2 separate regions of the Homo sapiens genome follow, and region 1 is linked to region 2. A link is an interaction called in ENCODE POLR2A ChIA-PET data of the cell type or tissue named here. Cell type or tissue: PC-3. All regions are shown on one strand. Each heading gives the region's core, and the rest is flanking DNA. Links, peaks and the distances in the headings are about the cores only.

The links. Peaks named below come from ENCODE experiments on the same cell type or tissue, not always from the same donor. Only the 100,000 strongest peaks of a DNase experiment are listed, where the experiment ranks them.
Region 1: POLR2A ChIA-PET joins it to region 2 with 10 read pairs; 4 of 35 experiments call an interaction of 5 or more read pairs at or near these places.

What each region holds. Positions count from the first base shown.
Region 1 is chr2:39,630,642-39,633,569 of GRCh38, reverse strand. No RefSeq gene overlaps it. Among named protein-coding and RNA genes, the nearest start is that of TMEM178A, 34 kb to the left of the region's middle. In PC-3, for the core only: no CTCF peak of the experiment used is centred there; a DNase peak (open chromatin) is centred at 1,659; H3K27ac peaks cover 1,919 bases.
Region 2 is chr2:39,480,114-39,483,041 of GRCh38, reverse strand. The region is part of intron 3 of MAP4K3-DT (MAP4K3 divergent transcript); the gene reads right to left. Among named protein-coding and RNA genes, the nearest start is that of MAP4K3-DT, 44 kb to the right of the region's middle. In PC-3, for the core only: no CTCF peak of the experiment used is centred there; a DNase peak (open chromatin) is centred at 1,221; H3K27ac peaks cover 812 bases.

The DNA of each region.
Region 1 (2,928 bases), core at 205-2,704, 150 kb before region 2:
GAGTGCATCAGATCCTAAAAGGTTTGCCAGCATCTTCCACGTGCAGTGGCTTCAGCTCCTTCTCAGTGGTTGGGGCTTCCTTTAAAGAACTGCAACATGAACAATCTTAGAGAGACCAAGGATTTCCCTCTTCAACAGCAAGCCTTCCTGGGGGATAATAGTCACCCGTCCCATATACTTTACATGTGAAATAATAAATAGGTAAATAGTGGGAAAAACAAGAGGCAGTGGAATCAAAAAGGACTGGAATGTGATATTTTTTACTAAGTGTTCAGAAAGCCAAAGAAATTTCAGGAACCAGCTTTTAAAAGCTTACTAACTCTGTTAGAAAGTCTAGAAATTGTGATTAAAATGGAGTGCTGAGATAACTTCCAATGGAGTCTGCAAGCCCTTGAAACATGAACAAAAGGAGACAATAGACCAGGACGCGCAGAGTAGACACGCACTCAACCCTAGGAGTTAGGGAAACACTGCCAACTCTCAGCCACAGAAGAATGTGTCTCACCCTTGTGTAATGAGGAAAGGCTAAACACAATTCGTTGTGCAGTGAATTGACTAGTTGAGTGAACACTGAATCAACTCTACTGGGCACACTGAGTTATCTTCAGATAACCCATTCATGTTTTTCAAGCTTTTATTCAGGAACCCTAACCAGGTATTGTTTATACCAATAAAAACTTGATCTGACAGGTCCTAATTATCATCTGATGCCCATGCTACATCACAGATGGTGGACAGACCAGCCTGCCTTGGAAAGGCCTATACATTTCCTGTTACAAAGAGAAAATGTGTAATGACCACATCCAGCCTTCATGCTGCCCTACTGTGTTGGTCTCTAACACTCCTACTGTGACTCTTAACCTAGGCTGCCCCTCTCCAATCATCTTCATTACCTGTTCCCCACCCTTTCCCTACAAATAGCAAACACTCCATTCCCTCAGTTTGCAGTAACTTGGTTAATGTAGTTTACACTACATTATAAATGTTTGACAGCCTTAATCTTTACAGAAGAATTTGCATTTTAAAATATAAGACCTGTTAACCTCAACTGATCTTCAATTTAAAGATTTTCATAATGTATAGGTGATTTTTGAAAGTATTAGAGTGTCTTGGTTTAGGGGTTCAAGTTGTTAAAAAGCATACCAAGCTACTTCAAGCAAAAGAGGAATCTGAATTTCATTCTTCTGTCTCCTCTCCCTGTACACCATTGACTGCTTCTTCAACTACATGGCAGAGTAAGGGTGTCCACACTTTTGAGATTCCATGTCAAAGTTTAAGAGACAGACTGGCTGTCTCTAAATACCATTTCCAATTTGCAGAGAAAGAAACTGACTGATACAGCCTGAATCCCTTCAAGGCCAGGGATGTGGGGATGATATAGATTCAATATGAATGTTAAGGCCCTACCTATGGGGAGAGAGTTTGGTTGGTGGGTCTCTCACAGACTGAACAGCCATCCTAAAAGCTATATCTTACTAGAGGCCTTGCCTCAGACTCTAAATTGCATTTTCCACACTTCCTGATGATAGATTCATCAGACTCTTGCCTAGAGAGTCTGAATCAGTGAGTGTGGGATGGGGCCTGAGAATGTCTACTTTTAGTCCGTGCATCTGGCAACTTTTACGATGAGGGAAGCTTGGGAAACCCTGTTGAATCAAACCACAGAGGCCACTGACGGCTGCAGATAAGGACATTTCTGACTAATGCAGCCAAGCCCTCCATCCTGCATTCCTCAAAATGTCTTGGCCTGTGATTCTCAATGAGCCTCCTCTCCTCAGCCTGATATCTTAGGAGTCTTCTATCCTGAATCATTTCAAGGTCTTGGGAAGTAATTGTGAGGAGACTCAATATTACCCATCCATCAACTTTAGTAGGAGACGTATCGGCTGTAAAGCAGGGATTAAAAAGAAAAAGTCAACTTTTCATAAAGATTTCTCTCCCCTTCCTTAGAGATCAGGATTCAACTGCCTTGAAAGTAGATGAATTCAGTATCTCTCACATTCTTCCTTCACCTCAATCCCACCATTTCAACCCTCCTGGGTATTTCCATCTCAGACGTTTTATCACGTGGCTTGGAAGATCAATTCATCTCTCCCAGAGCATTTCCTAAAGGGTTGATAGGACAATAGCATGTAATAAACTAAAGGCTTAGTTTTACATATTACCTTGTGAGTCAGTAATGTTATCCTAAGGAAAACAACGTGATGCTGGTTTATTTTTAGGTGAAGATAATCAAATAAAAGAAGACACAAGGTGCAGTTAGGGCAAGAATCAAGCAGACAACTAATCACAGCTATTGAAATCATTTGTTTCCCTTGTATAAAGTACAGTTGAGTTTTAAAAATAAGTGTGTCACAAAATAAGAAATACAAAAGGCCAATGCACATATGAAAAATTGTTCCACCTCAGTAAGAACACAAATTAAAAGAAAAATGAGCTCAGTTTTTGGCTATCAAACTGGCAACGATAAGAGAATAATCCCCAGTGCTGGTGAGGGTGTGGAAAGGCAGGCACTTTACCACATGGCTCGTGGGAATATGAACGGGTGCAGTTTTTCCAGAAGAAAATTGGGGTACATATTTCTAAAGTCTTAAAACTGTTCATACTTCTTAACCTAACAATTTTGCTTTTAATAATTTACCATACTTATAAGTGAGAACATGCGATACTTGGTTTTCTGTTTCTGCACTAGTTTGCTAAGGGTAATAGACTCCAACTTCATCCATGTTCCTGCAAAAGACACGATCCTGTTCTTTTTTATGAGAGCTAAATGATGAGAACTCACGAACACAAAGAAGGGAAAACAGACACTGGGGTCTACTTGAGGGTGAAGGGTGTGAGGAGGGAGAAGAGCAGAAAAAATAACTATTGGGTACTAGGCTTAATAGCTGGATGATGAAATAATCTGTACAAGAAACTCCTGTGACA
Region 2 (2,928 bases), core at 222-2,721:
GTTTATCTAATTCTGCCATCCTTATTAGGGGCTTTTAACTCAAAAATGTTTGGTTTTGGCTGGGCACAGTGGCTCACACCTGTAATCTCAGCACTTTGGGATACTGAGGTGGGAAAGTCACTTGAGGCCAGGAGTTCAAGACCAACCTAGGTAACATATCAAGATCCCCATGTGTACAAAGAATAAAACAAAAATTAGCCAGGTGTGGTGGTGCATGCCTGTAGTCGCAACTACTTGAGAGGCTGAGGCAGGTTTGCTTGTGTTTGGGAGGTCGAGGCTGCATTGAGCTATGGTCACGCCATGGCACTCCAGCCTGGGCAACAAAGTGAGACTCTGTCTCAAAAAAACAAAGAATAAAAACTTAAATAAATAAATAATATATATAATATGTGTATATTATACAGGTGTGTGTATATGTGTGTATATACATATATAAACATTTGTAGGTATAGATGTGTGTAGGTATATATATGTATATATTTTTGTGTGTTTTTATTTCTATTTACTGGTTTCCGTCCTAAAGCTAATCACTGGGGCCTCTGTTTTTCCAACTTTAAAATGAGTGCAGGCCAGGTGTGGTGGCTGCCGCCTGTAATCCTAGCACTTTGGGAGGCCAAGGCGGGTGGATCACCTGAGGTCAGGAGTTCAAGACCAGCTTGGCCAACATGGTGAAACCCCATCTCTACTAAAAATACAAAAAATTAGCCGGGCCTGGTTGCGGACGCCTGTAATCTCAGCTCCTCGGGAGCCTGAGGCAGGAGAATCACTTGCACCCTGGAGGCAGAGGTTGCAGTGATCTCCACTGCACTACAGCCTGGGCAACAAGAGCGAAACTCTGTCTCAAATAAATAAATAAATAAATAAATAAATAAAATAAAATGAGTGCTTGTATCAAATAAGCCTAACATTTAGGAAAATATATTTCAGTACATATAATGGAAGCAGCCTACTTTCAGAAAGACAATGAACTGATGAAAAGGGTGGTTTTTTTTTTTTTACATATTAGCTATAAAATAATTACTAAGAAGTAAAATTCAGTCACATTTTAATTCTATCAGGGTCTTAGTATTACTGAAATCAAAGCGTTTACTATTTGGTGTTACCAAATTCTCTGATGAACCGCCTTCTATTGAAGTTTTACATTTTTAAGCAAGAACAGTGTTACAGATTTCCTATACAGCCATTTAAATTCACCATGTGATATTGAATTACATTGCATTATAATGAATCATTGCCACTAGGCCAACAGGAAGTAACAACAGAAAAAGCCAAGCAATGATGTGATTTTTTTTCAGAGTTAACTGGATGTTGGCTATATTTCAATGTAGAACTTTTCTTTCTATAGAATAGATAAGAATTCCAACTTACACAGGTGCATATGTATTACATATGCATAATATATAGCAGATAATTATATGTACACAGGCAATTGTACGTAGATGTACATATATAAATATACACATATGACTTTTAAATTCTACCACATATACATTGCTCTTGTTTCTCTCAGTTACAATAAAAAGGACTGTATTTCAATTTTAGATATTCTCACTACAAAGAAATAATAAGAATGTAAGGTGATAGATATGTTAATTAGCCTGATTTGATCATTTTGCAATGTATACATGTATTGAAACAACATATTGTACCTTATAAATGTATAAAATTAGTCAATTAAAAGTGAAATAAAATTTTAAAATCCATATTGTAAAAATCTAAATTTAAAAAATCATTATAAAAATAGTCTTTATACATTACATTTCATCTGCATCTGGTATGTGGTTCTTCGAATATCTATTTTTTTCCTGCATCTAGTGTGATACAATTTTTCTTATGAAAGTTAGATTTTCTTTCCATCTGAACACATCACAAAAGCGATCACATGTATTTCCTTCACAAATCTCCAAGAGAAACTTTCTACAAACTAAGAAACAATAAGCAAATTGTTTTAAAAAGCTATAACCAGCCAGGCGCCGGTGGCTGAAGCCTGTAATCTCGGCACTTTGGGAGGCCAAGGCGAGCAGATCACCTGAGGTCGGGAGTGTGAGACCAGCCTGACCAACATGGAGAAACCCCATCTACTAAAAATACAAAATTAGCCGGGCAATGTGGTGTGTGCCTGTAATCCCAGCTACTTCGGAGGCTGAGGCAGGATAATCGCTTGAACCCGGGAAGCAGAGGTTGCGGTGAGCCGAGTTCGCACCATTGCACTCCAGCCTGAACAACAAGAGCGAAACCTCGTTTAAAAAAAAAAAAAAATATATATATATATATATATATATATATATATCTACAACCCTGAAAATGAGCTCTTAAAAATGAGATTCTTTTTAAAGATTAATCTTGGTAAATTACTCTGTTGTAACTGATTCTTTTGGATAGTGCTTATTAATGTAGAAATGTGTGACAGTTCAATCATTTTCAGTCCTGCAAGTAATTTGCAATACAATTAGAAACTCATTTCTGTTTTGCTTTGGGTTTTTTATTGTTGTTGTTTTTTGTTTTTTTTGAGATGGAGTTTCCCTCTTGTTGCCGAGGCTGGAGTGCAATGGAGCCATCTCGGCTCACTGCAACCTCCACCTCCCAGGTTCAAGCGATTCTCCTGCCTCAGCCTCCCCAGTAGCTGGGATTACAGGCGCGCACCACCATGCCCGGCTAATTTTATGCATTTTTAGTAGAGACGGGGTTTCACCATGGCCAGGCTGGTCTTGAACTTCTGACTTCAGGTGATCCTCCCGCCTCAGCCTTCCAGAGTGCTGGGATTACAGGCGTAAGCCACCGCGCCTGGCCTTTTTTTTTTTTTTCGAATTAAGAAAATTCCGTTAGCCTTTTCTCCATCTCCTCTAATTCTGGTAGCATCTTTGGACCCCTAACACTTGGCATCTGCTACTTCAGACAAACAAACCCTATGTAAATGACAAAGAAGGG